Linked DNA regions of Homo sapiens: region 1 is linked to region 2. Evidence: read pairs that join two places in POLR2A ChIA-PET (ENCODE). Cell type or tissue: Panc1. All regions are shown on one strand. Links, peaks and the distances in the headings refer to the core of each region. The heading gives the core; the rest is flanking DNA. Region 1 has its middle 13 kb from the start of AHSG. Region 2 has its middle 20 kb from the start of TRA2B.

What was found. ChIA-PET counts read pairs that join two places held together with the same protein. Peaks named below come from ENCODE experiments on the same cell type or tissue, not always from the same donor. Only the 100,000 strongest peaks of a DNase experiment are listed, where the experiment ranks them.
Region 1: POLR2A ChIA-PET joins it to region 2 with 17 read pairs; 2 of 35 experiments call an interaction of 5 or more read pairs at or near these places.

Annotation. Positions count from the first base shown.
Region 1 is chr3:186,592,962-186,608,116 of GRCh38, reverse strand. It overlaps the pseudogene PET100P1. Among named protein-coding and RNA genes, the nearest start is that of AHSG, 13 kb to the left of the region's middle. RefSeq lists an enhancer at 10,883-11,177. In Panc1, for the core only: no CTCF peak of the experiment used is centred there; a DNase peak (open chromatin) is centred at 9,424; H3K27ac peaks cover 438 bases.
Region 2 is chr3:185,950,460-185,965,614 of GRCh38, reverse strand. It overlaps the pseudogene NMRAL2P. Among named protein-coding and RNA genes, the nearest start is that of TRA2B, 20 kb to the right of the region's middle. RefSeq lists enhancers at 12,256-12,779, 14,694-15,155. In Panc1, for the core only: no CTCF peak of the experiment used is centred there; no DNase peak of the experiment used is centred there.

The sequences.
Region 1 (15,155 bases), core at 4,618-12,617, 640 kb before region 2:
GGACTAGAGTAGGGCAAGGGAGTGGGTAAAGGTGCAAATTTCAAGGAGGCCTCTCCCTTGAGGTTGCTGCTTCTTAAGTGTTGTGCTCTAGGCCTCTCTTGCTGTACCTTTGTCCTGCCCTGCGGAAGAGGCATAATCGAAACCCAGGATAGAAAAAATGTTTCTGGCTGGATGCGGTGACTCACACCTGTAATCCCTGCACTTTGGGAGGCCAAGGAGCGTGGATCACCTGAGGTCAGGAGCTTGAGACCAGCCTGGCCAACATGAAGAAACCCCATCTCTACTAAAAACACAAAAATTAGCCAGGCATAGTGGTGCGCACCTGTAATCCCAGCTACTCGGGAGGCTGAGGTAGAAGAATCGCTTGAATCCGGGAGGTGGAGGTTGCAGTGAGCCAAGATCGCGCCATTGCACTCCAGCCTGGGTGACAGAGTAAGACCCCGTCTCCAAAAAAGAAAAAACGTTTCTACTTCATCAAATATTTTTTCTCTTTCAAGGGAAGTTCTTTTAACATTTGGGCTGGTGATCCTATGTGTGCAATGGGCCCCAAAACACAGCAGTCCTTGCAGTAAACTTTTCATCATCACATAAGAAACAATGGGAAACCTTCCATTCTCTTTTGTACAATAGGAAGGAGACTTACTGCTACATACTGTTTAGTGTGGCCTTGACACTCACTTAAACATTCTGTCTTATAAGAGAATCACTTCACGGTTAAAGAAATGGGGAGATTTGAGCTTTCCAGGCCTGGAACAGCACCTGCTCAGGAAAACAGCATCATCATAGCTCCTGTTACTGACTTATTCATAAAAGGCATGAGAGCTGAACTATTCTTATCCTTCCTCCTTTACAGAGGGAAAAAAGGCTGAGAGGTTCTGGAACTTGACCACATCACACGCCAAGAAAATGGAAGGGCCTGGATTTAGCCCAATCACTTTATTTCTGTATTAACTCCAAACCAAAAGTATAAGGGACCCAAGAAAAGCTGAGGAGGTTGGCTGCTAGACACCAGTCTCCTGCTAGACACTAAATTGAGTAAATCATTATTCTTGAGAATAGAAAACATGGCTGCATTAAAAAAGGATGAGTTCATGTCCTTTGTAGGGACACGGATGAAGCTGGAAACCATAATTCTGAGCAAACTATTGCAAGGACAGAAAACCAAACACCGCATGTTCTCACTCATAGGTGGGAATTGAACAATTGAACAATGAGGACACTTGGACACAGGGTGGGGAACATCACGCACCGGGGCCTGTCGTGGGGTGGGGGGAGGGGGGAGGGATAGCATTAGGAGAAATACATAATGTAGATGATGAGTTAATGGGTGCAGCACACCGACATGGCACATGTATACATATGTTACTAACCTGCACCTTGTGCACATGTACCCTAGAACTTAAAGTATAGTAATAATAAAAAAGAAAACATGGCTGCATGTTGCTATATTAGAAAAGAAAACTGATTCAAACTCAATCTTGTTGATATGAAAATAAAAATGTAAAATATAAAAAAGAAAGGAATAGAAAAATGTATTGAGTTTGGTCAACAATTAAATAATTTAAAAGTTAGTTTGTGCCCATAATTTCAGTCAGTAGAAAATATCTGGATCTTAGTTTTTCCAAAAAACACTTTGACTTGTTGACTTTAGCAATGACTCAGCCGGTCTTAAAGTTATCTCTATTTCAGGTTTAGAAGGTAAATAAAGGGTAAATGATTACACTGTTTCTAGTCAGATGTTTTTCAGGGAAAATGGTAGTCAATGCATATAGTCACATCCATCTTTCCTGCTGGTTTCTGTCACCAGACTTTGATGTCTTCAAAGCAAGGCGAGTGAGTGGCACTCTTCAGACAAGAAGGAAGATGGCAGGTGAAATCATCTTCTTCTAATGAGCCCTGTGCTATGCTTGCTGATGTCCTTGGTCACGGAGATTTTCAGAAAAGCCATGGCCTTACCAGTGAAGGTTACACAGAGGCCACTGGAGTCAAGTAATTCATTGCTCCTTATTACATTTAGGCACTTCTTTATCCATCATGCAGGCTATTGGGATTAAAATGGGTCCTTTCAACAATGAGTCAATATTGAAGATTCTGTGGATCCATTTATTGACACATATTGGGTATTCTCTGGACACATTCCTTAACTTCAAAACTGTTTCTTGGACATTGTGCTAGGTGCTAAGGAAACACAAATGGAAGGTATAATTCTTGTCTTCTGGGTGTTCACTGTTGGGTCTGATGCCATACAACTATTGTGAACACACGAGGGAAGTGTAAGCTGTGGTTCTTGCCCTCAGCCTGAGGAGCACAGTCCCTGAGGTGGAAGGGTCTCCAGATGACAGCAGTGTCCATGCCTTATTTACCCTTGATTTCCAGCACCTGCCTCCTGCCCAGCACAGTTGGGCCCCAAACCTGATCACTGACGGGGTTGCTCTGGACCAGCCCATCACTCAATGCAGAGCTTCCTTCCAGTGTTTGGTGTCTGCTTGAGGATGTGGAGATATGAGGGCCTCTCTCCCACTCCTGCAGCCCATTCCATTGTTGCTTCACACTGATTACTAAGAGATTTCCCTGCCTGCCTTGTAACCTGACCAACAAACCCAGATTCTGCCCTCGGGAGTTACCCGAACTAAAACACTATACAGACTAAATCCCTGGTCTCTATATTATGCTTCAGGTATTTAGAGACATCTGTGCTGTATCTTGTTTTCCTTCTCTGGCCTCCAATATCCCTATTCCTTTACATACTTCTCAGGTGAATTAGTTTTGAGACTACATCATCATCCTATTGACCAGGCAAGACTAGCACCAATGATTAAATAATAGGATGAATCATCCTGTGATTAGGAGTGAAATTAATTCTTAGCTCTCTGAGTGGGTGTGATCTGGTGCATGCACATGTGTGTACATGTGGACAATTCAACAATTACAGGATGAAGATTAGCCAGCTGCTACTGGCAGGACAGGAGGGGTTCTCTTGGTTTTCAGAGGCATATCTGGACCCTCAGAAAGATTAACAATGAAACCAACAAACAAGTCCTTCTTCTCCATAGACTACCTTGATGAGACTTCTTGAATGTTGAGAGGGAAAATATATGAGGCTAATGGAAGACCCATAAGAGGGGACTAAGCCTCCTACTCTGCTTGGATCTGGCATGGCTCTTGGCTGTAGCATTTCTTCACTCTTTGTTGTCTGATCTCTTGAATACACTTGAGGATATGGGCAGTCTTTGCCTCTCATGCTCTTGTTAGAATAGTAAAAGGAGACAAATTGAAATTGAGAAGGTGCAGATCACAGGGACAGGGCAGCTAATGTGGGCAGTTTTCTGTCTGTGCTGGGATTATGCAACAGGCAGCGAGATCATTTGGTAGGTTAAACAACAGATTGAGCCTCCAGAATTTAGATTCTTTTGTTTTTGTTTTGTTTTGTTTTGTTTTGAGACGGAGTTTTGCTCTTCTCACCCAGGCTGGAGTACAGTGGCACAATCTCGCCACCTCCTGGGTTCAAGCGATTCTCCTGTCTCAGCCTCGAGTAGCTGGGATTACAGTACAGGTGCCCGCCACTACGCTCGGCTGATTTTTGATATTTTTAGTAGAGATGGGGTTTCACCATGTTGGCCAGGCTGGTCTCGAACTCCTAACGTCAGGTGATCTGCCTGCCTTGACCTCCCAAAGTGCTGGGATTACAGGCGTGAGCCACCGCGCCCTGCCAGAATTCAGATTCTAATGGAGACTGAGGCGTGGGAGGATGGATACTTGCAGGAAGGTAAGGGTAAGATGGAGAGAGGCTGGATGGGTGGGAGGAAGAGGTGTGGGAGCAACCTGATGAGGGAGCTTACATGGAGAATCAGGATAGACCCAAGTCCAAACCCTGGTGCCACTATTTACTTGCTATGTGACCTAACTAGAGATTAAATCTGGCTCTGCCTTTGTTTCTTCATCTGTTAAATACGGGCAGTAAAACCTGGCTAGTAGAGATGAGCTGAAAATTTAGTGAGATAACATTTGCAAAATGCTCAGCGTAGGGCCTGGCACAGGGTAAGGTATCAATAAATGGGAGTCCTTTTTTGTTGTTGTTTTTTGGGATGGAGTTTCACTCTGTCGCCCAGGCTGGAGTGCAGTGGCGCGATCTCGGCTTGCTATAACCGCCACCTTCTGGGTTCATGCGATTCTCCTGCCTCAGGCTCCCGAGAACCTGGGATTACAGGTGCCCACCACACCCAGCTAATTTTTGTATTTTTAGTAGAGATGGGGTTTCACCATGTTGGCCAGGCTGCTCTCGAACTCCTGACCTCAGGTGATCCACCCGCTTTGGCCTCCCAAAGTGCTGGGATTACAAGCATGAGCCACCGCGCCTGGCCGATAAATGAGAGTTCTTTATAGCTCTAATAATACACTAGGACTGAGAGCACAAAGAGGCAATATAGGGAACACTAAAGACCAAGATACGGTCTTTGCCTTCGAGTGGCCTGTCTCTAGAAGCGATACATCCTGGTGGCTAAGAGTAAGGGTTCCTTAGCTTTAACAACTCAGGCAAATTACTTAACTCACTGCATCTCATTTTATCCTTCTGTAAAAGGAATAGCAGCAATGTATACTTCAAAGGACTAATGAGAGCATTAAGTAATACGGTATGCTTAGCATTCCTGGCATCAGGTAAGCGGCTATATTACCACTTACTCAGACGGTAGAAATATAACAGGTAAACAGTGCTAGAGGTCACATCTTTTTCCATCAACAGGCTGGCAAAGAGAGGGTTGTGTGTCGGCAACTTCCTGTAACAAGAGGAACCGGAACAAAAGGGGGATAGTGGTACTGTAGGAAAGTAACCGATCAATCTTTCCCCATTCTTTGTGCTACAAGGAACAGCGGCCAACTCAGGGAACCCAATGAGGCAGGACTCAAAGAGAAGAAGGCAGTAGGCATAGGTCAGAGTGGCTGGTTGGGGCTCAGGATGCGAGTACACAGCTAAGTTTCCTGCAAGGTGGAGAAGCAGGCACAGAGGTGCTGGGACAATGAAACAGGGCTGAGGAAGGAGAGGCGAGCAGCTCAGAAGCTTCCCTGGGAGGGGATTCCGTAGGCATTTAAAAGATTGTGTTTGCCCAGTGGACTTTCAGCTTCCCATTGGAGTCTGCAAGTATAATCACCAGGGCTGGCTTTCCAGGTGTGTGTCCTGTGCAGGCCCCTGCACTTAAAAGGACCCTGTGCCTGTGGAATGTTCTGCTGTGGCTGTCTTGAAATTCTTTTTTTATTCAAGACAGAGTCTCGGTCTTTTACCCAGGCTAGAGTGCAATGGTGCGATCTCGGCTCACTGCAACCTCCGCCTCCCAGGTTCAAACGATTCTCCCGCCTCAGCCTCCTGAGTAGCTGGGACTACAGGCATGTGCCACCCTGCCTGGCTAAGTTTTGTATTTTTAGTAGAGACAGGGGTTCACCATGTTGACCAGCCTGAATTTTTAGCAAGGGCCCTGGGTTTTCATCTTGCATTGGGCCATGTAAATCATATAGCCAGTCATTAATCATAACTAGTACGTTAGAGGAACCAAGTGCTGTAGGCATTTGCAGGAGAGTGGGGGTGGGGTGGGGGGAGTGGATCATTTCCAGCTGAGGGTGGACAGGGGGAGAGGAAAGAAGGTGTTGTGGACAGGGGACACTTTGAATTTGACCCTGAAGGATGGGCAGGATTTGGATAGATAGAAATGGGAGTACGGCTATCGGTTGGAAGGAATATGTTGGCAAAGTCGAGGTGTAGGAGTATGGACTTTGCTTAGGGAATGGTAGAAATCCTTGTGAACCTGGAGTCTGCTCTTGAGCTGCTCACATCTAGGCCCTTCCACAGGAATGCCATGCTCAGGTGGCCTTTCTATAGGGAGCCTTTTTCAAGGTCTTTAAAATCCTTTCTTCCAATTACCACTCTGCTAGGTGCCTGCCCAACTAATAAATTAAATCCAGCCATGTTATTCATCGAAACCTCAAGGCACAGCTGGAGAAAAGCAGATTTTTTAAAGAATCAGAAATTTTAAATTGAAAATATGGTCACTGCCGGGCGCGGTGGCTCAAGCCTGTAATCCCAGCACTTTGGGAGGCCAAGGCAGGCGGATCACCTGAGGTCAGGAGTTTGAGACCAGCCTGGCCAACCTGGTGAAACTCAGTCTCTACTAAAAACAAAAATTAGCTGGGAGTGGTGATGGGCGCCTGTAATCCCAGCTACTCGGGAGGCTGAGGCAGGAGAATCACTTGAACCTGGTAGGTGGAGGTTGTGGTGAGCCGAGATTGTGCCACTGCACTCCGGCCTAGGTGACAAAGTGAGACTCCATCTCAAAAAAAAAAAAAAAGAAAAATATGGAATTGAGGCTGGGCGTGGTGGCTCATACCTATAATCCCAGCACTTTGAGAAGCCAAGTTGGGAGGACCACTTAAGCCTAGGAGTTTGAGAACAGCCCAGCAATATGGTGAGATGCTGTCTCTAGGAAAAACAAAAAAAATAACTGTTATGGTGGCGTGCACCTGCATTCCCAGCTACACTGAAGGCTAAGGTGGAAGGATTGCTTCAGCCCAGGAGGTTGAGGCTGCAGTGAGCTATGATCATACCACTGCGCTCCAGCCTGGGTGACAGAGTGAGACCCTGACTCGAAAAAATGGGAAAAAATTGTCATTTAAATAAAAGAAAAATACTTAAAACAGGTCAAATAATAGATCAAATACAGACCAAGGGAAAAATCAATTAAGAATCCCTATCAAGCTTGGTGTCATGGCATGTGCCTATAGTATCACCAGCTTCTAGGAGTATCTAGTAGCTGATGAGACTACTAGGAGCCCAGGAGTTTGAGTCCAGCCTGTGCAATGTAGCAAAACATGGAAAGAAAAGAAAAGAAAAGAAAAGGGAAGGGAAGGGAGAGAGAGAAAGAAAAGAAAGAAAAAGAAAGGAAGGAAGGAAGGAAGGAAGGAAGGAAGGAAGGAAGGGAGGGAAGGAAGGAAGTAAGGAAGGGAGGGAGTGAGGGAGGGAAGAAAGGAAGGAAGAGGGAAGGAAGGAAGGAAAGAGAAACGAAGGAAGGAAGAGAAAAGAAAAAATATACAATTCTCATCATCTATCTTGCTCTCTTGATCTTTTATATCACAACTTCTGTGTAGGGATTTGCACAGCTGGCAAGAGGTAGAGGCAGAATTCTGACCAGGATCCAAATCCTGCCCTGTGTCGTGTGCCCCACAGTGCGACAACTCCTGCTTCACTCCCTCAGGGTGGGTTTCCCCAAACAGAAGCCTGGAGTTGTTCAGAAAACAGTGCAAGTGTTGGCTCTTACAAAATCACCTAGAGTCATACCATAGTGACACAGATGAGAAACAACATAAAATGAAAAAGGCATTTTTCTTTTAAAAATCTCACAATTTCTACCCTCAACTGACTATCCTAAAATTTGCATTTGAAATTGTATGTCTATGAACATATGACTGTCATCACTTATATTAACTCAGCATATTGTGAATGACGTGCCAATGTACATGTTGTTGTATTCCTTAGATTTGCATAAATATTGAACCTTGCCACTTGCTCAACAAGCTTTGATTTTTCTTTTTTCTTTCTTTCTTTTTTGAGATGGAGTTTCACTCTTGTTGGAGTGGAAGGCTGGAGTGCAGTGGTGCAAGCTCGTCTCACTGCAACCTCCGCCTCCCGGGTTCAAGTGATTCTCCTGCCTCAGCCTCCCAAGTAGCTGGGATTACAGGTGCCCGGCAGCATGCCCAGCTAATTTTTTGTATTTTCAGTAGTGAGGGGGTTTCACCGTGTTGGCCAGGCTTGTCTGGATCTCCTGACCTCAAGTGATCCGCCCACCTCCTCCTCCCAAAATGGTGGGATTACAGGCGTGAGCCACCACGCCCTGCCAAGCTTTGATTTTTCTTTTCCAATATGTGTCCCATAGCTTCTAAAAGTTTCAGCTCCCGCTCCTGAATTAAACAGGACAGAGTTGCATAGATAGCTAGTATGTTTTGTGCAGTCCCAGAGCCTCAGCCTCCTCCAAGCTGTGCTGCTGCTCTCTGGGAACTAGTGGGACGGACCACCTGCAGTAGGGCTGGAGAGTCAGGACCAACAGGCCTGGCCTGGTAACAGAGCCTCCGTGATCAATGGGAACAACAAGAGTGTTGCTTAGTTTTGGCTTCTGGCTCAGCCCTACTTTGAACTCATATCCAAGTTCTGTTACAAATAAGAACTGAAGAGACTGTCCCTAGAGGACCCCAGGAAGTTCAGGTATCTCTGTTTTGATGCCTGTTGACAGCTTGTAACACAGCAGAGAAAAGAGGCCTTCCTCTACAGTCTGCACAGAGCTCTGGATGGCCCTGGGTGCTCCGTGGCCTCAGCTGGGGCAGGAGAGGGCAGGGTCCAGTAGCCGGGCAGTGCCCGGGTCGAGGAAGCAGTGCCCAGCAACAGGCCGCAGTGTCTAGGAGAAGGCAGCAGTGCCCAGGGCAGGCAGTCACGCCCTGAAGAAGGGAGTGGTCCTCTCATAGTTCCTATGTCATTTGATCACTGCTAAAAAACAATGTCCACTCACTGTATACTAAAACACAGCATATTCTGAAAAGTGAACAGAGAATACAACCCTTAACCAAAAGAAATTTGGGAACGTCACATTTAAGAAGGGATAGGAAATGGTTACCAAGGACAGTTTAAACCAACAGAGACGACATGTAAAGAGGAGATTGTAAAGAGGGGCGGCAGCATTATCTCTTGGTAGAAAATCCAAAACTAACAGGTCAAGGTTCAGTGACTTTCTGATGTAATGAAGTGTAAGTTCAAAGTCCTTTTGTTATTCAGTGTCCAGGGAAAAATTATTGACCAGAGAACCCGAGCAGGGAATCGGGGCATACAGGGTGACCTGGAGTGGATGGGGATGGGGCCTAGGGCACCCTAATTTCCGTCAGCACTTCCCTTCCTTTGCTATGAATGACTGGTGTTTTCTCAGTTGAACATAAAATGCTATGTGAGCGCCACTTTGTGACATGTCAGTCCACCTCACCACCGGCCAGGCTACCTGAGCTCCACCCAAGTAGAAATTCTAACCCACCAGCAGCTACGAGCCTAAGTTCTGTCTCTGCCCTGCCACTCTCTGATGGTGTCTCTAACACACACACACACACACACACACACACACACACATGCCACATGTACTTTTCCACTTACAGGCCAGGCTGTTTTGGGGTGCACAAGGGCAGAGCCAGGGGGCCTACTACTCTGGAAACAGGGCTATAACCATGAGGTTGTCAGACTTTGATTTTTTGCAATTGCCTCAATTGTTTAGTTTTTTCCTTAGCCGAGGCATTTTGTTAAATACTAAAATAAGTGTGTGACTTAAAGTTCCTATCATTCTAACACTTTCCATTCAGATGCATTCATCAACAAGGAATGAAGTCACCTTTCAGAGCACACGTGTCAGGTCTGGAGCAGCTACAACTTACTGCTGTCCTGAGAGCACAGGGCCTGCTTGGCACAGCTCCTCTACTATGGTCCGCTTCTCTTGCTATAAACAGCGGTGGCCAGGGTCTGGTTCCGTGCCATACATAGAGGAGGTGGTGATGACATTTTCAAAGAAGAATGTGTGTGAAGGAGGAGGAAGGGGAGGTGGGAGAAGGTGATGAAAACCATGCTGCAGGAGTGGAGAAAACCAGAACCAGGGCAGGCGCTGTGGCTCATGCCTATAATCCCAGCACTTTGGGAGGCCAAGACGGGCAGATGACAAGGTCAGGAGTTCGAGACCAGCCTGGCCAACATGATGAAACCCCCATCTCTACAAAAAATACAAAAATTAGCCAGGCGTGGAGGTGTGTGCCTGGAATCCCAGCAATTGAGCAATTCTCATGCCTCAGCCTCCTAAGTAGCTGGGATTACAGGAGGCAGAGGTTGCAGTGAGCCGAGATCGTGCCATTGCACTCCAGCTTGGGTGACGAAGGGGAAACTCTTTCTCAAAAGAAAAAAAAAAAGAAAACCAGGCTGGGGCACAGTGGCTCACACCTGTAATCTCAGCAGCTTGGGAGGCTGAGGTTGGCAGATCACTCAAGGTCAGGAGTTTGAGACCAGCCTGGCCAACATGGTGAAACCCCGTCTCTACTAAAAATACAAAAAAGTACCCAGGCATGGTGGCGCACGCCTGTAATCCCAGCTACTTGGGAGGCTGAGGCAAGAGAATCATTTGAACCTGGGAGGCGGAGGTTGCAGTGAGCTGAGATCGCGCCACTGCACTTTAGCCTGGAGAACAAGAGTGAAACTCTGTTTTGAAAAAGAAAGAAGAAAGAAAGAGAGAGGGAAAGAAAGAGAAAGAAAGAAGGGAAGGAGCGAGGGAGGGAGGGAAGGAAGGAAGGAAAAAGAAAGGAAGGAAGGGAAAGGAGGGAAGGAGAGAAGGAAGGAAGGAAGGAAAAAAGAAAGAAGAAAGGAAGGAAGGAAGGAAGAGAAAGAAAGAGAAAGAAAGAAAGAAAGAAAGAAAGAAAGAAAGAAAGAAAGAAAGAAAGAAAGAAAGAAAGAAAGAAAACCAGACTCATCATCAGCAAACCCCAGATGAGGATGCCTAATAGATTGGAAGGCACCTTCTTAAGCTGTGTGTTGGGAGGAGTCTGAGCTCAGGGATCTGCTGCGGAGGACAGGCTGGAGCACGGCCTGCACCCCACCCTGCACTGGCTGGACTCCTCTGTGTAGGAGCTGGGCTCTGGGTATCCCTGGTTTCCCAGTGCCTCCTGAAGTTCATGCACATAGTGGCTGTTTAATAAATGTTTAAGCAATGAAGTATATTGTTTTAATCTTATTTTTCCCATTGAAGAAACCTACAATTGCTCCTGATGTTTTCTCTTTTTTTTTTTTTTTTTTGAATAACAAGGAACTGAGTATATGTATATTTCATCAGGGGAGGGGCTAGGACTCCCACTTGGAGGCCTCAGGAGTTCTGCTGGGCGTCGCGAAGGAGCTTCTCCTCCCGCCGCTTCCGCTTCCGTAACCTCTCTTTGAATTCCTCTAACTCTTGAAGCTTCTCAGGTGGCCACAGCTCCCTCTTGCGCTGTATGACATCATCCTCAAACCACTCGGCCTGATTGGAAACCCAGAACATAGCCACAGGGAAAGTGAGGTAGATTATCATCCGAAATATCTCCAGCTTCACCCCCATCTCGTTTCTCCCCCTGATTGTTTCTTTATACCAAATGAAAGCTTTCACGAGTGAGCTCTCCCTCTCTCCTTTTGATGTAATTGTGCCCACTTCATCTCTACACCAGAGATCATGGGCTTTTCTCTGGCTGCCAAGAGTACAGAGAGCCCCTCCCTGAGTCATATGGGGAGGGGTAGGCATGAATAGGCCCCGGGCAGCACTCGGAAAGGGGAGTTAATATGACACTAGAATGACCTGGAAGCTGGACAGCAACCAATCTGTTTCCCTGCATGACTCTCCATAGTTGATAGAATGTGCACCGGATCCATCCTTTCCACAGCAGGCAGTGCCCTTTCATGCAAATAGAGGAACATTTTAAAAAATGTTCTTTGTGGCAGGGTGCGGTGGCTCACGCCTGTAATCCCAGCACTTTGGGAGGCCGAGGCGGGCGGATCAGGAGGTCAGGAGATCGAGACCATCCTAGCTAACACAGTGAAACCCCGTCGCTACTAAAAAATACAAAAAAAAATTAGCCAGGCGTGGTGGCGGGCACCTGTAGTCCCAGCTACACGGGAGGCTGAGGCAGGAGAATGGCATGAACCCGGGAGGTGGAGCTTGCAGTGAGCCGAGATCACGCCACTGCACTCCAGCCTGGGCCACAGAGCGAGACTCCGTCTCAAAAAAAAAAAAAAAAAAAGATGTTTTTTGCTGGTTCTGGGCTTTCCTTCTTGAGGGTTTTTGCAAACTGTGCCTTCAAGCTCAGACTGTGACAGGGACTCTCAGACCAGCCAGTGGGCTGTTGCCAGCTGTCAGGAGTCCAAGTCAGCCAAAAATCTGAAATATCACTGTTTATAGCAAACAACTAATATATTTTATTATCTAAATTGTAAAAATCCCTTAATATTTACCTTAAGGAGATTCATAAAATTAATAACTACACAACAAACAAAAAGAGACAAACAAAAATTTAAAAAATAATAGAGCAAACAGGCTGAGCACGGTGGCTCCTGCCTGTAATCGCAGCCCTTTGGAAGGCCGAGGCGGGAGGATCGCTTCAGCCCAGGAGTTCAATACCAGCCTGGGCAACATAGTGAGATCCACATCTCTATATAAAAACATTAATAAACAGTATTTTAAAAATAATAATAAATTTTTAAAGGAATACAGCAAACAAAAGTGGGAGAATTTTGCCAACATACGATTAGAAAAAAAAAATTTAAAGATATTTACAACCTCGTCTCTACAAAAAATATGAAAATTAGTCAGGCATGGTGGCATGCACCTGTGGTCCCAGCTACTTGGGAGGCTGAGATGGGTGGATGGCTTGAGCTTGGGAGGTCAAGGCTGCAGTGAGCCATGACTGTGCCACTGCAGTCCAGCCTGGGTGACAGAGTGAGACTCTGTCAAAATGTATATATAATATATATATTTATATATAACATATGATGTTTATATTATATATATTATATACAATGTTTATATGATATATATTTTATATAATATACAATGTTTATATTATATATATTTATATATAAATTTTATATTACATATTTATATTTTATATATAATATATATTTATTTATAAATATATTATATATATTTTTCCCCAGAGGCCTTTAAGCCCATAACCATGTAAGTAGCCTATCTTCTTAGTATGTATAAGTGTTTAACATTATTCATTAAAATAAACAGAAAATGGAAATGAAAGCCAATTATAGTTATGCTTATGTTTTTATCATATAGTCAGCACATGCAATAATTTATCTTTAATATAAAGGAAGAGGGTGCATATACAACTTGTACCAAACAAAATTATTTTCTCCCTGTCCCCTGCGTAAATGTGCAATGTAGAATGTTGTTTTCAGTGTGTGCCAATCTGTGAACCAGCTTGGGAAGGCTCTGCCTTGGTCTGGCCCTCCCCTGGCACGTGTTCACCCGGGTGACAGTTGTGCTATGGTGCAGCCCGACCTGGTCTCCATGCACAGCTCTCATGAGTTCCTCCTTCATGAGACAGTCTCAGAACTCAGCCTAGCTCTAGCCCCTCCTGTGCCTTCAGCCATCACTCTGCACTTGCTCATAACAGTTCTGAATGACGTGAGCTGCATGGGCTTCCATGCAAGCAGCACCTTTCATGCTGGGGCTTAGAAGGATCAACTGTCCAGGTTTGTCTGGGACTGAGAAGTTTCTGGGACATGGGACTTTCAGTGCTAAAACAGAAAAAGTCCCAGGCAAACAGAGATGATCTGGTTACCCTAGTGCTGGTGGGGAAAGGCAATGGGTCACACCAAGCGCTGTAACTCTGGACTGCCAGATCTCTAGCAGTGAAGGTCAGAGGTCTGAGGCTTCCTGCTATACAAACACTCTGCCAGGTGGCGTGTCTCAGGCCAGCTCCTGAGATGTCTGCTCTCATTTCTCCCGAGGCTCTGTGGCTGTTTTATCTTTCCCTCTTTCCATGTTTAGTAATAGCCCTCATAGCAGTTTCTGTTTTTCTGGGCCTAGAGCAGGCTGAGAATGTAGGATTGGTTTCCATGTATTCTCTGCAGATATTCTTCAGCGGAGACATTCTTGGTTTTTTCCCAAGGAAAGGGTGTCACGGGGTCAGAAATCCACACCTGTGCAGGTCAATGAATGTTTTACACTGTTTGACATTGGGGAAATTTGTTAGTGTTTCAAAAATATGTCTTAACAGAGATGCAAATTGGTTCAAAAAGTTTAGTCACATTTATTATATAACAGTAATAATACCTAATATTTAATGAGTGCTTGTTACATACCAGGTACTTTAAATATATCATATTGTTCAATCTTCACAATATGAGTTGGGTGAGGAGGCTCAGAGAGGTTGTCATACTTGTTCAAGGTCATGGAGCTAATAATTGGAAGAGAAGGGATTTAAATCCAGTCTCACCGCAGAGCCAGCACTTGGACTTAGAACTGTAGACTCGGAGCTAAGCACAATCATGTTTGAGCAAACCAATGAGAAGACTGCAGTTTCACATACTGCTTTCTGGACAACTGTGCGGTGTGTCAATTAAGTGTGTTTCCTTCCTGGACCTAGGTCTATGTAATTGAGGGGGCTCTCAGTTTCTATAGCAAGAGTTAAATAAAAGACAACATGATATCTGTGCACTGAGTGGATCCAGGAATTATCCACGGTTTGGCCACAGTGTCCAAAATTTTATTATCATTCTGGGATTCATATTCATGTGGGATTCATATCACCAGAATTCCAGAGACACCACACTCAGGGCTGGTAGCCTATGGCTACTTCTCAGCTCAGCCAGTTCCTCTCAGAAGTGAGCCATGCTGATAAAAGTCTGGGCTTGAAAATTCCTAAGGTTTGTGCTTCAAAGGCCACCATAGAAATAAATTTTAGAAACCACGTACTGTGATAGTTTGTGACAGCTCAGTTTTGCATTACCTTCCTTGATCAAATTCTCTGTATGCACATACATGCTCAGATGAGCTGGTTTGAGTTCTTCCCTAGAGTTTCAAGTTCAGTGCCTTCAAATATCACATCAATAGTGTCTTGGGGCTGGGCAAGGTGGCTCACACCTGTAATCCCAGCACTTTGGGAGGCCAAGGCAGGCAGATCACCTGAGGTCAGGAGTTCAAGACCAGCCTGGCCAACATAGCAAAACCCTGTCTCTACTAAAAATATAAAAATTAGGCGGGCATGGTGGTGGGTGCCTGTAATCCCAGCTACTCAGGAGCCTGAGGCAGGAGAATCCCTTGAACTTAGGAGGCAGAGGTTGCAATGAGCTGAGAAAAAAAAAAGTGTCTTGGTCTGTTTTCTGTTGCTTGTAACAGAATATCTGGAACTGAATAATTTATAAATAAAAAAATGTATTTCTTACAGTTATGGAGGCTGAGAAGTGCAAGTTCAAGAGGCCAGATCTGGCGAGGGCCTTCCTGTTGGTGAGGACACTGCAGACTCCCCAGATGGTGCAGGGCATCACATGGTGAGGGGGCTGAGCATGCTAGTTCAGGCCTCTCTTTCTCTTCATAAAAGCCAACAACCCTATTGATTCACTG
Region 2 (15,155 bases), core at 3,238-11,237:
TAAATTAGAGAAAGTAAAACAAAACCCTTTTTCATCCCTCCTAGGATGGCCATTATATGGAACCATTCACAATTAAAAAGCAGGTGGGTTGAATATTTTACTCTGACTTTATAAAATAAAAATCTAAACAAACTGAAGTACTTTCTATTTGAGTATAATTTGTGCTTTTTGCAGGGGGTTGGGGGGTGCTGGAGTAGGTAGGGTGGGTCATGGTCCTTGAAAAGGATTTTTATAGGGAGGTTTCTGTTATTGTCCTGGGACCATGTTTTTGAATGACTTTTACATGCTGTGCTATGCCCTGGGGATGTAGTGGTAAACAATAGCAGGTTTGAACAAGTTGGATATAAGATAAAATTTATGAAAGACATTATATATTGGATTATGGCCTAATGAGTTCAAGGATTTACCCCAGATTATACAGCTGCTTAAGTAAGGATTTCAGGATTCAAACCTGAACATGGCACCTGCCAGCACAGAGCTTAAAGACTAGCAGAGGAGATCATTAAAGAGCAATTATAATACAGCGTGATATGTGCTATTAGGGGAGGAGGTAAAGGGCTGAGGGCACACAGGAGGACATAAGTGGAGCATCTAACCCAGACTAGAGAGAGGCTTCCTGAAGGAAGTGGTAACAGAAATGAGCCCTAAAGAACAGGCAAGAATTGGGAGAAGAGAGGCATGTGGAGTGTGTTGCATGCAAAGCAATTGCAAGTGCTTTATTCTAGAGGTGACAGAGAAGGGAGTGAATTCAGAGAACTGAAATGAATCTGACTGAGAACTGCAGGTCAATGTCACACATGAGGCTGGAGAAGCAAAATAGGCCTAGAGGGCTGCACTTTGTTCTGGGAGCAGGAGATTTTATGAAATTGAGCAGTATGTTCAGACTTACATGCTGGGAAAGTGCTCTGGTTAATGGAGAGTGTGGAATAGGATAGAGAGACCACAGACAAGGGTACAATTAGTGGGCTTTAAAATAATCTAGGTAAAGGTTGATAATGACCTGTGCTAGAAGGGGTTATTCAGGTGGAGGGAATAATGCAAATTTAAGAGATACTCAGAATATTAAAGGATACATTTTTAAAGAGTAAAATGATAATTTGTACACACATAAAATGAATGTGTCAAAATTTTATTTAACTCATTAATTAATGAGGGAACCAGTACAATGTTATAAGAAAAATTCAAAGAACACACATATATGTAGGCAATCAAGAATGCCAAAATGCTAAAATGAATGTACAATTAGGGACAAAACCAGTCAATATCCACCAGGCAATAATCAATTGTGGTCCACCAGACACAATTCATTTGTATTTCTTTTTTTTTTTTTTTTTTGAGACAGAGTCTTGCTCTGTTGCCCAGACTGGAGTGCAGTGGCGTGATCTCAGCTCACTGCAACTGCTGCCTCCTGGGTTCAAGCGATTCTCCTGCCTCAGCCTCCTGAGTAACTGGGACTACAGGTGCCTGCCACCATGACTGGCTAATTTTTGTATTTTCAGTAGAGACGGGGTTTTACCATATTGGCCAGGCTGGTCCCAAACTCCTGACCTCATGATCAGCCCACCTCGGCCTCCCAAAGTGCTGGGATTACAGGCATGAGCCACCACACCCGGCCTTCATTTGCATTTCTATGGACAAGAATCGGTTGCGTTATTATCTATTTGCTACAACTTATAGAGTTATAGATATCTTAAAAACAAGGAAAGGCTCACAAAAGTGAGAACGGTGCCCTGGGCATGGACACCCAGCAACCTTTTTTTCCCATTTCAAAGTCTTTCACAGTTTTCCTTTTTTTTTTTTTTTTTTTTGAGACGGAGTCTCGCTCTGTCACCCAGGCTGGAGTACAGTGGCGCGATCTCGGCTCACTGCAAGCTCCACCTCCCGGGTTCACGCCATTCTCCTGCCTCAGCCTCCCGAGTAGCTGGCACTACAGGCGACAGCCGCTACGCCCGGCTAATTTTTTTTTTTTTTTTGTATTTTTAGTAGAGACCGGGTTTCACGGTGGTCTCGATCTCCTGACCTCATGATCCGCCGGCCTCGGCCTCCCAAAGTGCTGGGATTACAGGCGTGAGCCACTGCGCCGGGCCTTCACAGTTTTCCTTGACAAGATGATATCAACAGGATTTTGGTGATTAACTGGATGTGGTGATGATGAACAGGGAGGATTGAGAGAGAAAAGTCAAGTGTGACCATTTATTCAAAGAGGTTGAGGGGGCATTTAGCAAGATGTTGATGTTGGAACAGAAGGGTACCGTGAGAAGGTTTTGTAGGCAAGGGAGTCTGAGATGTGGGGTCAAGGAAAGGATGCGTGGCGAAATATAGGGTTGAGACTAATAACCAGAGGGGCTTACATCTTGAGCAGTAATGAAGGAGAATGGGAATGTGATACAAGGTGGTATTAGCTGTCTACAAGGTTTGAAAAATTAATCAGATTTGAAAGATGGTTCTGTTTAAAGGTGGAACATGGAGAGAAGGCAAATGGAGTGTGGAAAAAGCTTCTAAGAGGGAGAATGGAAAAAATCAGAGAGATTTAGAAGACAGAATTAATAGAGTGACTGGCCACTCCCAAAAATCTTATCCAACTGCCTACCCAGTCTCTGGATGCCTAGTTGGCAACTCAAGTTTAATGAGACCAATTCAAGTTTAAGGAGTTCCTGACCTCCTCCTCCCCACTGTCTCCCATATTTCAGTGAATCTCAACTTTATTCTTCCAGTTACTCAAGCCATAAAACTTCAGAGTCATTTTCAACTCTTCCCTTCTTACCCCTGATATCTGGTCCACCAACAAATCCTGCCAACACAACTTTTAAAACCTCCACAGAATCTGACCACTCTCCACAATCTCATTGCTACCACCCTGGTCTAAGCTACTATCATCTCGCCTATTTTATGACAACCACCTCCTAACAGGTCTTCCTGCTTCAGCCCTTATCCCCTATAGTCCCTTCACAAAGCATAAGCTAAAATGATCCTTTTAACACCAAAGTCATGTGATTCCTCTGCTCAAAATCCTTCAGTGTCTGGTATGCTGTTGCAATCCTGCAGTCCCAGCTACTTGGGAGGCTGAGGTGGGAAGATCACTTGAGCCCAGGAGTTTGAGGCTGTGTACTATGATGGCTCCTGGGATGGAGAGTCACTACCCTCCAGCCCAGGCAACACAGTGAGACCCTGTAGCTAAACACAAACACACTGAAAAAACCAAACCCTTCGATCACTTTTCTCTTTCAGGAAAAGCCAACATCTTTACCATCACCCTAACGCTTAATAGAGTCATCCCCCGCTCCATTGCCTCTTCTTCTCCTTTTAATATCATACTTGACTGTTGATTTTTGAGAATTTATTTCACTCTGCTTCCTGCTTTAGCCCTTGACTTCCTCCAGACAAATTCCTGTTCTCATAGAGCTTATATTCTAGTGTGGAAAGACAGGCAGAAATAGAAGAATTGAAGTAAGGAAGGGAGCCAGACATGGGCAGGGTGGAAGCAGAGTTGCAATTTCAAATATAGAGGTCTGGAAAGTCCCCATGGAAAAGGTAACATCTAAGCAGAGACCTGAATGGCATGAGGGGGAAAGCAGTGGGTAACTGTGTTAGTTCTTTCTCACACTGCTGTGAAGAAATACCCAACACTGGGTAATTTATAAAGAAAAGAGGTTTAATTGACTCACAGTTTCACATGGCTAGGGAGGTCTCAGGAAACTTACAATCATGGCGGGAGACACCACTTCACAGGGTGGCAGCAGAGAAAATGAGGGCCCAGTGAAGGGGGAAGCCGCTTGTAAAACCACCAGATCTCATGAGAACGAACTCACTATTGATACGAACAGGAGACAGGGAAATACTGGGTAGAAGAGGGTGGTTCCTGGCAAAGGCCCCACCCTTAAGCCTGGATACCTGCTGCCCTAAGTAATAGGCATTCCTGTTTTTGCACCCCAAAAGTTGCCTTCTGGCCTGCCACCACCCCTATCCTGTATCCATATAAGCCCCAAACCCCAGGCTCCAGAAGCAGACTAGGAGACAAGGAGACAAACAGATGGCAGAATGGTGCAGCAGAGGAGAGAAGAGAAGGAACGTCAGGAGGAGTTTGGCTGAGGATGTTCGGAGAATCAGCCACTGGACAGCCAAACTCCAGGGCAAGATCATATTTCTACTCCATCCCCTGTCTAGCTCCCCAACCATCCCACTGAGAGCCACTTCCACCACTCAATAAAACCCCTGCATTCATCCTTCAAGTCCATGTGTGACCTGATTCTTCTGGGATGCTGGATGAGGGCTTGGGATACAGAAAGTTGTCACACTAGCCCCCTCCTTTTGCAAAAAGGCAGAGGGTTCACTGAGCTGGTTAACCCTTAAGCCATCTGTGGATGGCAAGGCTAAAAGAGTGCACTGTAACACATGCACACTTGGGCTTTGAAAGTTACAGACACCCACCCCTAGATGCTGCCATAGGGCTGGAGCCCAAAAGCACTTGCCCCAGTTCCTGCACCTACCGGTATGCATGCTCCCCATCTCTTAAAGAGTTTGAGCTTGCAGTGGCAGAACAGAGAGCCACACCCCTGTGGCACACCCTGTGGTGGGGGACCAGGACCAGGGAACTCTCTCTTTTCACTATCATGAGAACAGGCTGGGGGAACCGCCCCCAGCATTCATTTATCTCCACCTGGTCACTCGTATGACATGTAGGGATTGTGGGAACTACAATTCAAGATGAGATTTGGGTGGGGACACAGTCAAATTATATCAGTAACAGAGGGAGATCATTCTAGGTTGAAGAAGCAGCCAATACAAAGGCCAGAGCCTTTGTATTTGTGGGATTGTTTTGGAGGAACAGCAAGAAAGCCAGGGTAATGAAGCGGAGTGAGAGGAGGGTGGCAGGAAGAGAGTTCTGACACAACATTTCCAAGGCCCTGTTGCAGGGCATTAGCAGGACTTTGCACTTTACTGGGAGTGCCATGGGGCTGGGATCTTTTAGAGGGTTTTGAGCAGAGGCCTGACATGATCTGACAGTTTCAAATGGATCCTTGGGAGGCTGAAATGAGAATAGATTGAAGGAGAAAAACCTGATTTGATTTATATTGTGCAAAGATGGCTCTGACTGTTGAGGAACAAACTGTAAGGGAGCCAGGAATGCAAACTTCCCACACACTCCATCCTTGCAGACTCCCTGGAAGATTGGTCAGGCATTGGATATTCACTACAAACCCCCAGGCCCCTCACACTTGTACCTTTTGCTTATTAGGAAGTGAGTGGAGAGAAGACTTCAGAGTATAGCTTATGTTGAAATGAGACTTATACCAACCAGTTAGCCCCATGACTGGGAAAGGGAGATTACGTCAGTGTCCTTGTCCTGCTGAGATCAAGTTACAAATCAAATCATGCCACCCCTTTACCACATCAAGAACTAAAGCAATAGGATACTTTAAAAAATTTCTTCCAAAGAGCTCTTTGTTCAGCCCACACTTGCAGGCTCTAAAGTTACAAACAGGAAGACAGGAGAGTGAGCAAAGTCAGCATGCCCTAAAAATTAAAGACTTTTTACCTGTTGCTCCAAACACTGTAATTACTTTCTTGCTGGCCATGTTATCAGGAAAAGAGAGAGTCAGTGGAGTAACAGAACTTTCCCTGGAGCAGCGACACCAGCCGAAATGCTGTGTTTCTTCTCTGGTGAGAATTATAAACCCATTCCAATTACCACGCCTTTTATTGTGCCCCTCCTTGTTCCTGTTACCACTAGTCCACTTACTCACTGTGACACTGCAATTTTCAATTTTCTTTTTTTCTTTTTCTTTTCTTCTTCTTTTTTTTTTTTTTTTTTTTTTTGAGATGGAGTTTTGTTCTTGTTACCCAGGCTTGAGTGCAATGTCACAGTCACAGCTCACTGCAATCTCCACCCACTGGGTTCAAAGGATTCTCCTGCCTCAGCCTTCCAAGTAGCTGGGATTACAGGCACGTGCCACTATGCCTGGCTAATTTTTTTTTTTTTTTTTTTTTTTTGTATTTTTAGTAGAGACGAGGGGATTTCACCATGTTGGCCAGGCTGGTCTCGAACTCCTGACCTCAGGTGGTCCGCCCACCTTGGCCTCCCAAAATGCTGGGATTACAGGCATGAGCCACTGCACTCAGCCAACACTGCTGTTTTCTTTCTTTCTTTCTTTCTTTCTTTCTTTTTAATGGAGTTTCACTCTTGTTGCCCAAACTGGAGTGCAGTGGCGCAATCTCAACTCACCGCAACCTCTGCCTCCCGGGTTCAAGCAATTCTCCTGCCTCAGCCTCCCAAGTAGCTGGGATTACAGGCATGCACTATCACACCCAGCTAATTTTGTATTTTTAGTAGAAGTGGGGTTTCACCATGTTGTTCAGGCTGGTCTCGAACTCCCAACCTCAGGTGATCCACCCACCTCGGCCTCCCAAAGTGCTGGGATTACAGGCATGAACCACTGCACCTGGGCTGACACTGCAATTTTCTAAATGAAGACTGATTCACTCACATATTTATTTGTTCAGCAAATGTGCATTGAGTGCCTTTGGTATACAAGGCATTGAACTAGATGTCCTGGTGATGTGGCTCTTGTAAGGGGGCTAAGCTCATAAATAAATAAAACTGTAGTACAGGGCAATGGCAAAGGAAACTCAAGGGACCTAAGTCATGGAGGAGAAGCACAAAACCCAGAATTAGGGAAGGTTTTCTCAGAGGAGATAATGCTGCAGTTGGCCTGAAGACCCAACATGAGTCATTTATTCAGGGAGTGTAGGGAGAGAAACCATCGCAGGCAGGAAAAACTTCACACAGCCAAGCCCAAAGGCAGGGCAATGATCCCACAGGGTCATGATGGCTGCAGCAATGCTATGTGAGCAGCAGGAAATAAGACGGAAGGAGAGCAAAGGCCCAGAACACAAAGGGCATGCTAGGCATGGTGAGGAGCTTGGCTTATCCCAACAGCCACAGCAGTATTATGAGATCTTCTGGCAGCAGAGTAGTGGCTGGGTTGAAATAAGACAATGCTGGAAGCAGGGACAGTCCTAAGCTTATCCTGAAGAAATGACATAGGTGAGAAACACTAAAGGCTTGAACAGAGGCAGCGTCAGGAGTTGTATTGTGTCCTCCCTCCACCAACAAAATCCATGGTGAAGTCCTCATCCCCAGTACCTCAGAATGTGACCTCATTTGGAGATAGGGTTCTTTTTTTTTTTTTTTTTTTGAGACAGAGTCTTGCTCTGTTGCCCAGGCTGGAGTGCAGTGGTGCAATTTTGGCTCACTGCAACCTCTGCCTCCCAGGTTCAAGTGATTCTCCTGCTTCAGCCTCCCAAGCAGCTGGGCATACAGGTGTGCACCACCACACCTGGCTAATTTTTTGCATTTTTGATAGAGACAGGGTTTCACCATGTTGGCCAGGCTGGTCTTGAACTCCTGCCCTCAAGTTATCCGCCCGCCTCGGCCTCCCAAACTGCTGGGATTACAGGCGTGAGCCACCATGCCTGGCCTGGAGATAGGATCTTTACAAAGCTAATCAAGGTAAAATGAAATAATTAGGGTGGGTCCCAATCCAATATGACTGGTATCCTTGGTAAAAGGGGAAATTGAGACACAGATAGGTACTGGGGAAAGGCAATGTGAAGATACAGGGAGAACACCTATGATCATGAAGCTGGCTATCTACCAGCCAAGGAGAAAGGGCTGAAGCAGAGCCTTCCTTCGTAGCCCCCAGAAGGAACCAACCCCGCCAACACCTCGACTTCCAACCAACAAGAGACAATGGGACAATACGTTTCTGTTACTTACGCCACTAACTTGGCGGTACTTTGTTATGGCAGCCATAGCAAATTATTACAGGTGGTGACAATGGGAGTAAAGTGAAAGAAATTTAAGAGGTAAACTGAGAAGGTCTTCATGATTGATTGGATGTGGAGAAAGGGAAAGTAAGGAAGAAAAAGGGCTAAAAAAATGACTCTGCCAACTGGATGGGGAATGGTGAGCAGGAGCAGGGGTCACGGGGAATGACTTCAGAGTTGGACTGGTTGGAATTGAAACTACATCTTGGGAGGTGAGGAGGTGAAGAATACAAGTGCAGATGCCTCCTTTGAAGAGCCCTGCCATGAAGGAAGGACAAGTGAACTGTGGTTACAAGATAAAGTGGAATTTTTTTTTGAGACGGAGTCTTGCTCTGTTGCCCGGGCTGGAGTGCAGTGGCATGATCTCAGCTCACTGCAACCCTGCCCCCTGGGTTCAAGTGATTCTCCCACCTCAACCTCCCGAGTAGCTAGGACTACAGGCATGCACCACCATTCCCAGCTAATTTTTGTATTTTTTGTAGAGACGGGGTTTTGCCACGTTGCCCAGGCTGGTCTCAAACTTCTGAGATCAAGTGATCCTCCTGCCTCAGCCTCCCGAAGTGCTGGGATTACAAATGTGAGCCACCAGGCCTGGCCCTGTAATTATTTTAATAGGAAAGATATGAACATGTTTCTGAATTCTGCCTCCACGCCCTTCAGCTTTCTCAGGAACCTAACTCCACCAATCATATATTCATAATAGCATATGAATGGAATTGAAAATAGCAGTTGAGGCCAGGCGCGGTGGTTCACGCCTTTAATCCCAGCACTTTGGGAGTCCGAGGCGGGCGGATCACAAGGTCAGGAGATTGAGACCATCCTGGCTAACACGGTGAAACCCTGTCTCTACCAAAAATAAAAAGAAATTAACCGTGCATGGTGGCGGACGCCTGTAGTCCCAGCTACTCGGGAGGCTGAGGCAGGAGAATGACATGAACCCAGGAGGTGGAGCTGGCAGTGAGCCCAGATCGCGCCACTGCACTCCAGCCTGGGTGACAGAGCGAGACTCCGTCTCAAAAAAAAAAAAAAGAAAATAGCAGTTGAAATAGAATGGCATATGAATGGACTATAATAGCATATGGATGGAAACTGAAAATAGCGGTTACCTAAATGATACCTCAGCTTTGTTGCCAAACAGAAATGAATACAGACCCAAAACAGGGGCAAATCATGGATCTACAGCCCCTCTGCCCTTTACCTGTCCCTCTACTCTTTCATTTACATCTCCTGCTCCTGCCCGATTATTCTCCCAAGAGGAAGCAATTCTAAGTTCCCTCCTCCACAATTGTAAACCGCAATGAAACTGAGAGGTAAATTCTGGAGTTGTAAAGATTAAAAGAGTTGGTTATACACAAGTGTTCATTTCTTGAGGGCAAAGTTGCAGTGGCTGGCCTGGACAAGCTACATCCAGAGGGCCCAGGTAAGTGGGAAACTGTATGTTCTCATTTCCAAGATGAAGATACTAATGGAATAAAGCGAGATATGTCACAAGAAAGATATATAGTGCCTCTGCTACCCTAAACTACAAGTCCCACACTAACCATACAGGGAATTTTCAGTCCCATTCAAAGCAGAGGCGCAAAAGAGACAAAGATTTACATCCAAGGTAGTTTATCCACAGCATTATTTGTATTGACAAGAACTGCAGATAAGCTAAATATCAACCATTAGGGGGTTAGTTAAATAAATTGTGGTAGAGCCATAAGACAGAATGATAGAGATCTCCATTAAAAATTACATTTTGCAGGAATTTTTATAAAGTGAGAAATGCTCACAATGCAAAGTCATACAGAATCAATGACATAGGAGTTAAAAAGAAATTACTTAGGCAGATAGTGAGGATAAGGAAGTCCTTAGTAATGTTTTCCCTTTAATGAAAAGCAGCCCCAACATCATTTTCTTCTCTAACAAAGAGCAGCCTGTAAAATCAAGCTGCAGACATAGACAAGCAAGCTGGAAACTTGCACAGGTGAATGTCGCCAGTCGTGCCAATAGGAAAAGGCTACCTGGGACTACGCATGATCAAAATGGCAGATCCATCTTCCCTTCTCTTTGCCAGCCATGCATACAGCAAGGAGCAGACAAGATGGCACTGGCCAAGTGGAAAGCCCATTTGCATAATAAGATTAGGGTGGGATGACCAGCCTTCCCCACAAGCTAGGTAAATGTCACACCTGGTCAAACCAATCTGTGGGCCCTACATAAATCATACATTGCCTCCTCAAGCCTACCTGTAAAATCTGCTATGGTCCACCGCAGGCCAGCTTTTCCCTTTCAGACGCCCCTCTGTCTGGTAAGAGAGAGGAAACTGCTCTCCTTTCTCTTTTTTTTGCCTATTAAACCTCTACTCCTAAACTGACTCCTTGCGTGTGTCCATGTCTTTAATCTTGGTGCGAGACAACAAATCCCAGCTATTTACCCCAGACAATGAAGCCGCTACATCAGCAGTATAGAGAACTTCATATATAATGTGATTCAAGGATGTAAAGGAAAAAAAATCTGTACATGCACACACACACACATGAACATGTACACACATACATATTACCTAAGAGTAATCGAGTGGTTTTATGCAATACATTGGTGGTACAGCCAAAGGACTGGGTGGCATGACATGACATGACTGTTGTCACATCTTGATTACAGCATGATATGATGAGCTGCACATCTTAAAGGCTGACTGAAAAAAAAAAAAATCAAAAGTCTACAAGGACATGACCACACTACTTATGGTAGCCAAAAGTTGGAAGCAACCCAAACGTCCAATTCTAAGGATTAGAAGGGTAAAGTGTGGCATAGTCAAACAATGACATACCATACAGCAAAAAGAATAAATTAACTTTAGCAACACGCAACAACCTGGAAGAATCTCACAAATATAATGTTGAGCAAAAAAAAGTAAAGGAGTGTATAGCACATGATTCAATTTCTATAAAACTCAACCACAGGAAAAACTAATCCACAGCGTAGACATCAGAATAATGGATACTTTGATGGAAAGTTACTGAAAGACGCTTAATGGGAACTTCAGAAGGACTAGTAATGTTCTATTTCTTAATCTGGGTATTGACTGCATGAGTGCATTCATTTTGTAAAAATTTATTCAGCTTTACAGTTAAGATGTATGTAATTTTCTATATGTATCTTCAACTTCAGTAAAAAGTTTATTTTTGAAATAATCTGTAAGGAAAAATGAGACGTATAAGTGACTCAACAAGAAAAGCTAAAATGAGCAAGCACCAGTCTATAAACATTTACACTGCGAGCAAGAAGCTGTGGCTTTTTACCTAGGCTAATCTCTACCAGGACAAACCCACTAAACTTACAAACCATTAAAAAAAAAAAGCACTGTGCTCGCAGAGCATCATCAATGATGCCCTTTTTTTTTTTTTTTCCTTTTTTAAGTTTGACAGTTTGTTGAGCTGAGGTCAAGGTGTTTATTTAGGGTCCCTTTGATGAAAGAAGTCTGCTTTTGGGCCGGGCGCCGTGGCTCACGCCTGTAATCCCAGCACTTTGGGAGGCCGAGGCAGGCGGATCACGAGGTCAGGAGATCAAGACCATCCTGGCTAAGACAGTGAAACCCCATCTCTACTAAAAATACAAAAAATTAGCCGGGCGTGGTGGCGGGCGCCTGTAGTCCCAGCTACTCGGGAGGCTGAGGCAGGAGAATGGCGTGAACCCGGGAGGCGGAGCTTGCAGTGAGCCGAGATCGCGCCACTGTACTCCAGCCTGGGCGACAGAGCGAAACTCCGTCTCAAAAAAAAAAAAAAAAAAAAAGTCTGCTTTTGGGGTCTGTCCAATGAAGAAAATGAGCAGGATTCTCGACTCCTAACATTCAGCTGTATAATCGTTTGCCTACGTTTATCTCTTACTTCCAAGTATAATTAGCTCAGCCCAGCTTACTCTGAACTGGAAGGCTGTATATCATAAAGATTAAAGCTTCTGAGCATGACAGTCCTGGGTTTAATGTTTAACACCAAGTTCTGCCACCTACAGGCTGTGACCTTGGGCAAGTTTTACTATTCCTCCCAGCTTCAATGTCCTCATCTATGTAAAATGGGTGTAATAATGGTATTTACCTCATATAGTTGTAGTGAGGATTCAATAAAATTAAACCACTTAATCTATGTGACACATTCAAAAGAAATTAACTGCTGTTATTTCTCAACACATTTTTTTCACTATCAGCCTAGTTTGCTACCCCAACCAGCCTCTCACACTTTATCTTCTCCCACCTCCTGCCTAAAATGGTAGTGCTCAAAAAACAACAATTCATTTATAAAGAGAAATAAGGCCAGACGTGGTGGCTGTCACCCGTAACCCCAGCACTTTGGGAGGCTGAGGCGGGCAGATTGCTTGAGCCCAGGAGTTCGAGACCGTCCTGGGCAATATGATGCAATCCTATCTCTACAAAAAAATGCAGAAAAATTAGCCAGGTATGGTGGCTTGCACCTATAGTCCCAGGGAAGTGGGAGAGTTCCCTGATTTCCCCTTGCAGGATGTGCGACAGGGATGCAACTTGCCTGTTCCGTCACCTTGCAGCTCAAATCCCTAGGGGGAGCATGCAAACAGGCAGGTGCAGAGGCCAGGGCAAGTGCTTTGGGCTCTCAGCCCTGCAGTAGTGTCTAGGGGTGGGTGCCTGCAACTCCAGTGTTACCAAGTTCTTTCAGCTTTGCTGTCTGCAGACGGCTTGAGTGTTAATCAGCTCTTAACACAAGGGCAGAGGGCCAGTGTAACAGACTTCCATATCCCGAGCTCTTGCCCAGTGTTCCAGAAAAATCGAATCACACACAGGCTCCAAGGATGAGTGCAAGGTTTTGTTTGTTTGTGTGTGTGTTTGTTTGAGGTGGAATCTCACTCTGTCACCCAGGCTGGAGTGCAGTGGCGCAATCTCGGCTCACCGCAACCTCCGCCACCCGGGTTCAAGTGATTCTCCTGCCTCAGCCTCCCAAGTAGCTGAGATTACAGGTGCCTGCCACCAAGCCAGGCTAATTTTTGTATTTTTAGTAGAGACGGGGTTTCACCATATTGGCCAAGCTGGTCTCAAACTCCTGATCTCAGGTGATCTGCCCACCTCGGCCTCCCAAAGTCCTGGGATTACTGGCATGTGTCACTGTGCCCAGCTGCGTGCAAGGTTTAATTGAGTGGTGGAGGTGGCTCTCAGCAAGATGAGTGGGGAGCTGAAAGGGGGGATGGAGTGGGAAAGTGATCTTCCCAGCAGCTGGCCTCTTCCAGCAGCTGGCTTCTTCTCCAACGGCCCCTGGCCAAACTCCCCTCGGCATCCAGATGTCCCGCCTCTTCTCCCTTTCTCTGCCTGGTTGTTCTGCTGTTGCTGGTCTGCTGGTCTGCTGCTCTGCTGCTCTGCCGGTCTCCTCTGGAGCCTGAGGTTTGGGGTTTCTATTGGGGCAGGATAGGGGACCTGGCAGGCTAAAAGGCAAATTCTGGGACACAAAAACAGAAATGCCTGTTCTCATTTAGGGCTGCAGGTATCCAGGCTTGAGGATAGGGCCTTTGCCAGGGAGCCGCCCTCTTCTACCCAGTATTTCCTTGTCTCCTGCCCATATCACCAGCTACTTGGGAGGATAGGTGGGAGGAATGCTTGTGCCTGGGAGGCTGAGGTTGCAGTGAGCCGTGATCATGCACTGTACTCAGCCTGGGCAACAGTGCAAGACCTTGTCTCAAAAAAAAAAAAAAAATCACAATTCTAAATAAAGACAAGCTCCAAGAGGGCCACAACCTATGCATCCATCAGTGGATGAATAGATTTTTTTTAATGTGGTATATATACACAACGGAATACTAATCAGCCATAAAAAATAATAAAATCATGTCATTTGCAGCAACATGAATGGAACTGGAGATCCAGTTCCTTATATTAAGTGAAATAAGCAGGCATAGAAAGACATGCCTGGGAGGCGGAGGTTGGAGTGAGCTGAGATCACGCCACTATACTCCAGTCTAGGTGAAAGAGTGAGACCGTGTTTAAAAAAAAAAAGTTATTCTCATTCTCATGAAGGTAGAGAGTAGTGGTTATCAGAGGTGAGGAAGAGATGAGGGGGCTGAAGACAAGTTGGTTAAGGGATAACAAAATATAGTTAGATAAAAGGAGTAAGTTCTAGTATTCGATACAGTACAGTAGGAAAATTATAGTTAATAATAATTTATTGTATATTTCAAAATAACTAGAAGAGATGTGAAATGTTCCCAGCACAAAGGAAAGATAAATGATTGAGGTGATGGCTATCCCAATTGCCCTAATTTGATCATTACATATTGTATGCAATTATCAAAATACCATATGATCCCCAAAATATGTACAACTATTATATATCAATAAAAAAAGAAAAAGAAAATCAAAATTTTACATTTTTTGAGGAACTCAATAAACATCTCTACAATTTATTTAAAAGAATAAAGTTTCATAAATAACTAAGTCAATCTTTTAAAAAATATAAAGAAAGTGTATTGGCGTTAAGACAGAAAAACAGTACCCTCCCTATATGGGAGATATATATTAAGAGAATTATTCCAAGAAATTGGCTCACAGAATTTGTGTGGGTTTCCCCCAACAAGTCTGAAATCCATACAGCAGGGTATCAGGACAGGCAGGCTGGGATTCTCAGGGACAGGACTCTGCAGTCCACAGGACTAATTTTTTCTTCCTTAGGGAAGCCCCACCTCTGCTCTTTAGATCTTTAAACTGATTGAATTAGGCACACCCAGTTTATCTAGGACAAGTTCCCTCACTTAAATTTAACAGAGTAATGGATTTTAATCACATCTACAAAATACCTTCCTGGCAACACCTAGATTCATTTTCATTGAACAACTAACCAAACTGACGCATCAAAAAGATAATTGCAAAGGGAGGCTCGTCTTACCAGTTTTAATGACACGCCCATAAAGCCTTAGTAATAAAATGTTTTAAGCAATATTGTTGCAGGCACAGTCAAGTAGACAAATGGAAGAGTAGAGAGCTTAGAAATAGACATGTGCATATATGGAAATATACAATAAAAGTAGCACCACAGAGGAGCCAAGGACAAGTTATTTCATACCCAATGTTGGGAAAACTGGTGATATCTATATGGAGAAAAATAATACGATCTATATCTTATACCAAACAAAATTTCCTAGTACACTGGTAGCCAGTTTAAGACTTAATAGAAGGTCGGGCGCGGTGGCTCAGGCCTGTAATCTCAGCACTTTGGGAGGCGGAGGCGGGCGGATCAGGAGTTCAGGAGATCGAGACCATCCTGGCTAACACTGTGAAACCCCGTTTCTACTAAAAAATACAAAAATAAATAGCTGGGCGTGGTGCCGGGGGC